2 separate regions of the Homo sapiens genome follow, and region 2 is linked to region 1. A link is an interaction called in ENCODE POLR2A ChIA-PET data of the cell type or tissue named here. Cell type or tissue: Caco-2. All regions are shown on one strand. Region 1 overlaps TRAK1 (trafficking kinesin protein 1). Region 2 has its middle 48 kb from the start of TRAK1.

Region 1 (2,500 bases):
AGTGGCTGGTACTGGTTGTTCCTTTCCATGTTTAGTGCTTCCTTCAGGAGCTCTTGTAAGGCAGGCCTGGTGGTGACAAAATCTCTCAGCATTTGTTTGTCTGTAGAGGATTTTATTTCTCCTTCACTTATGAAGCTTAGTTTGGCTGGATATGAAATTCTGGGTTGAAAATTCTTTTCTTTAAGAATGTTGGATATTGGCCCCCACTTTCTTCTGGCTTGTAGAGTTTCTGCTGAGAGATCTGCTGTTAGTCTAATGGGCTTCCCTTTGTGGGTAACCCGACCTTTCTCTCTGGCTTCCCTTAATATTTTTTCCTTCATTTCAACTTTGGTGAATCTGACAATTATGTGTCTTGGGGTTGTTCTTCTTGAGGAGTATCTTTGTGCCGTTCTCTGTATTTCCTGAATTTGAATGTTGGCCTGCCTCGCTAGGTTGGGGAAGTTCTCCTGGATAATATCCTGAAGAGTGTTTCCCAACTTGGTTCCATTCTCCCCATCACTTTCAGGTACACCAATCAGACGTAGATTTGGTCTTTTCACATAGTCCCATATTTCTTGGAGGCTTTGTTCGTTTCTTTTTACTCTTTTTTCCCTAAACTTCTCTTCTTGCTTCATTTCATTCACTTAATCTTCAATTACTGATATCCTTTCTTCCAGTTGATCAAATCGGCTACTGAAGCTTGTGCATGCGTCACATAGTTCTCGTGCCATGGTTTTCAGCTCCATCAAGTCATTTAAGGTCTTCTCTACACTATTTATTCTAGTTAGCCATTTGTCTAATCTTTTTTTAAGACTTTTAGCTTCTGCTGGGCGTGGTGGCTCATGCCTGTAATCCCAGCACTTTGGGAGGCCGAGGCGGGTGGATCACCTGAGGTCAGGAGTTCGAGACCAGCCTGACCAACATGGAGAAACCCCGTCTCTAATAAAAATACAAAAAAATTAGCTGGGTGTGGTGGCACATGCCTGTAATCCCAGCTACTTGGGAGGCTGAGGCAGGAGACTCACTTGAAGCCAGGAGGCAGAGGTTGCGGTGAGCCAAGACCGAGCCATTGCACTCCAGCCTGGGCAACAAAAGCGAAACTCTGTCTCAAAAAAAAAAAAAAAAAAAGATTTTTAGCTTCTTTGCAATGGGTTTGAACATCCTCCTTTAGCTTGGAGAAGTTTGTTATTACCGATCGTCTGAAGCCCTCTTCTCTCAACTCGTCAAAGTCATTCTCTGTCCAGCTTTGTTCCGTTGCTGGCGAGGAGCTGCATTCCTTTGGAGGAGAAGAGGTGCTCTGATTTTTAGAATTTTCAGCTTTTCTGCTCTGGTTTCTCCCCATCTTTGTGGTTTTATCTACCTTTGGTCTTTGATGATGGTGACGTACAGATGGGGTTTTGGTGTGGATTCCTTTCTGTTTGTTAGTTTTCCTTCTAACAGTCAGGACCCTCAGCTGCAGGTCTGTTGGAGTTTGCTGGAGGTCCACTCCAGACCCTGTTTGCCCGGGTATCACCAGCGGAGGCTGCAGAATAGCAAATATTGCAGGATGGCAGACGTTGCTGCCTGATCCTTCCTCTGGATGCTTCATCTCCGAGGGGCACCCAGCTGTATGAGGTGTCAGTCGGCCCCTACTGGGAGCTGCCTCTCAGTTAGGCTACTCGGTGGTCAGGGACCCACTTGAGGAAGCAGTCTGTCCATTCTCAGATTTCAAACTCCATGCCGGGAGAACCGCTATTCTCTTCAAAGCTGTCAGACAGGGACATTTAAGTCTGCAGAAGTTTCTGCTGCCTTTTGTTCAGCTATGCCCTGCCCCCAGAAGTGCCCCCAGAAGTTCAGCTATGCCCTGCCTCCCTACAGAGGCAGGCAGGCCTCCTTGAGCTGCAGTGGGCTCCACCCAGTTCGAGCTTCCCGGCTGTTTTGTCTACCTACTCAAGCTTCAGCAATGGTGGACGCCCCTCTCCCAGCCTCCCTGCTGCCTTGCAGTTTGATCTCAGACTGCTGTGCTAGCAGTGAGTGAGGTTCCGTGGGCGTGGGACCCTCCAAGCCAGGCGCAGGATATAATCTCTTGGTGTGCTATTTGCTAAGACCATTGGAAAAGCGCAGTATTAGGGTGGGAGTGTCCCAATTTTCCAGGTACCATCTGTCATGGCTTCCCTTTGCTAGGAAAGGGAATTCCCCGACCCCTTGCACTTACTGGGTGAGGTGATGACCCGTCCTGCTCCATGGGCTGCACCCACTGTCTGACAAGCCGCAGTGAGATGAACCCAGTACCTCAGTTGGAAATGAAGAAATCATCCATCTTCTGCATCACTCACGCTGGGAGCTGCAGACTGGAGCTGTTCCTTTTCGGCCATGTTGGAACCACTCCTCCTGGATCTGGTCTCAAACTCTTGAGCTCAAGTGATCCTCCCACTTCAGCCTCCCAAAGTGCTGGGATCACAGACACGAGCCCAGCCATAAAATGTCTGTTAAGTGTACCCTCGAATAGCATCGATGACCACTCAAGAACGATCCCCCACCA
Region 2 (2,500 bases), 61 kb after region 1:
TTAAAAAAACACACAAGCATCAGCTGGCAAAGTTTTTATTTTCTTAAGCACATTGGTTTTGTAGCTCTAGCTTCCAAAACTAAGGTAACATAAAAATCCAGAGAAATCGTGTAATTGAAGTAAAAAAAAACAGAGCACAGGAAAGAAAACAGAGAAAATTGGCAGCAGACTCGTGGCTGTTTCAGTGGTTGATCTTTGCCATGAAATCTTCTTAATAACAAATAGAGCATTTATTAATAAGCATTTAACCTGTAGCACCTCCCCTTCTCCCCATGCAGATGGAGGAGGCTCCCACATCGGCTCTACCAGGGAGCTCAAGAAACAGCCACACACAGCTGGCAAGTGGCACAGACAGCCTTGAACTTGAGCCTTCTGGCTCCAGAGCCCAACCTCTGCAAATCCAATTTGTTGACTCTACTTTCTAGGAAAGTTGCCCTCTTAAACAGAGAAAAGTCCTTCCATTTAACACAACCAATATTCAAATGGCCTTCAAGAAAATACAATGGGCTAGGCACAATGGCTCACTTCTGTATTCCCAGCACTTTGGGAGACCGAGGCAAGTGGATCTCTTGAGCTCAGGAGTTCGAGACCAGCCCGGGTAGCACGGTGAAACCCTGTCTCTACCAAGAATACAAAAAATTAGCCAAGTGTGGTGGTGTGCACCTGTGGTTCCAGCTACTAGGGAGGTTGAGGTGGGAGGATTGCCTGAGCCTGACAGGCAGAGGTTGCAGTGAGCTGTGATTGTGCCACTGCACTCCAGCCTGGGCGACAGAGCAAGACCCTGTTTCAAAAAATAAATAAATAAAATGAAAAGCAGATGGGGATGAAAAGGACAGACTGGACACTGAGGCAGAACTGAAAAATTGATTTAAAATTCCAAAATCAGTTTTAAGATCCAAAATCAAACAATCCAGTGCCTTGGGCCACCTGAAAGCTGGGCTTCTGCCCAGGCCCAGGGCCCACCAGCAGATGACAAACACATGAGTTCCCATTTTCAAAATAGTAAACTTGACCACAGAAATAATTTTGTTTTATTTATAATAAATTTTAAAGTAATTTTAAAAAAAAAGGTGGCTTCCTGCCAACTGAAAGGTATAGAAGGCCGTCTGTCAAGTAATCAAGTGCTCTTAAGAGACCAAAGCATGGTCCTCTTTCAAACCTGTGCCCCCTCTGGGGAGTTGGGGTGGCGGGGGGGTGGGGTGGGTCCTGTCATCCTAACAGGCCACTGGGAGAACCGGAAATACCAAGAAACAAAGCCAGGGACTGGCTCAGAAATGGCCAAACGCTGCAGACACAGCCTGCCTGAGACCATGAAAACCAGGATCCCCTTTACTCCCCCCGCCCCCCCCCCAGCTCCATGGAGAAAACAAGACACAGGGTCTGGAGCTGGAAAAACACACTGGCGAAAAGCCAAAGACAACATCCATCAGAAGCTGGAGAGGTCTGCTCACAGGGCTGGGGGTAGGGGTGGAGGGGATGAGGTCAGAGCAGGGACAAAGGATTCCCAAGACAAAAGGAGAGAGGGAGGGCAGGGGTCAGGAGGAGGGGACTAGGAGGAGAAAAGGCAAAGAGACAAGGAGGAGGGAAAGAAGAGGGTGAGGGAAGCAGCAAGAGGGAGTGTGAGTCGGGGAGGGGATAGGAAAGAGAGGAATGCTGGACAAAAAGGAGGAGACGGGTAAGAGGACAAGGGAAGAAAGAACGGGAACGGGCAATGTGAGAGGGAGGAGAAGGAGGGCAAGAGGGGACAGTGACAAGCAGAGACAGACCCATGAGACAGCTGAGTGCCTTGAAATGGTTGCTAAGCTGCTGCCCATAAGCCCACAATAACAAAGCTTAAGCTTGGAGATGTCTGCAGATATACTAATCCTTACCCTTAAAGGGAGAGGAAAGATCAGCAAGAACTCTAAAGTCAGAGTCCCCAGGATCAAACTCCACAGAAGGATCCTTCCCAAAGTATTCTCTACAAAGGAGGCCAACGTCCTTTGGTAATAAGAATCTGAGATCATTCTTTTTTAAAGACGAGATGAGGAGATAAGTATAATTAGCCACACGTCCAGACCATGACAGGTCATGGTCTACTTAAATATTAGAGAATGTAATCAGAGCAGTGAGTACAACAGATGACCCGCCCCAGAGAGAGGAAGAGCTAGTGCACCCTCTACATTAAGAACTGTATTCCATCCTGGAGCATACACTGTGAAGCAATCGTTTTCATGGGTTCACTGAAAAACAATTTGCAAGCAGAAGAAATTTCTACTCAGAAGTCTCTATGTCATTGAAAAAAATAAAAGTTCCAGGCTGGGCGCGGTGGCTCACACCTGTAATCCCAGCACTTTGGGAGGCCAAGGCGGGCAGATCACTTGAGACCAAGAGTTCAAGACCAACCTGGCCAACATGGCAAAACCCCATCTCTACAAAAATACAAAAATTAGCCAGGTATGGTGGTGCATGCCTGTAATTTCAGCTACTCTGGAGGCTAAGGCATGAGAATCGCTTGAAC

The links. ChIA-PET counts read pairs that join two places held together with the same protein. Peaks named below come from ENCODE experiments on the same cell type or tissue, not always from the same donor. Only the 100,000 strongest peaks of a DNase experiment are listed, where the experiment ranks them.
Region 2: POLR2A ChIA-PET joins it to region 1 with 5 read pairs; 10 of 35 experiments call an interaction of 5 or more read pairs at or near these places.

Annotation. Positions count from the first base shown.
Region 1 is chr3:42,103,557-42,106,056 of GRCh38, reverse strand. The region is part of intron 1 of TRAK1 (trafficking kinesin protein 1); the gene reads right to left. It overlaps LOC124906231 (a long non-coding RNA gene), which reads right to left. Exons shown (of 2, transcript XR_007095889.1): 1 at 2,174-2,500; 2 at 1-1,725. Among named protein-coding and RNA genes, the nearest start is that of TRAK1, 13 kb to the right of the region's middle. In Caco-2, no CTCF peak of the experiment used is centred here; no DNase peak of the experiment used is centred here.
Region 2 is chr3:42,042,467-42,044,966 of GRCh38, reverse strand. It overlaps a transcript of TRAK1 not described here. Among named protein-coding and RNA genes, the nearest start is that of TRAK1, 48 kb to the left of the region's middle. RefSeq lists enhancers at 1,316-1,610, 1,837-2,106. In Caco-2, no CTCF peak of the experiment used is centred here; a DNase peak (open chromatin) is centred at 1,486.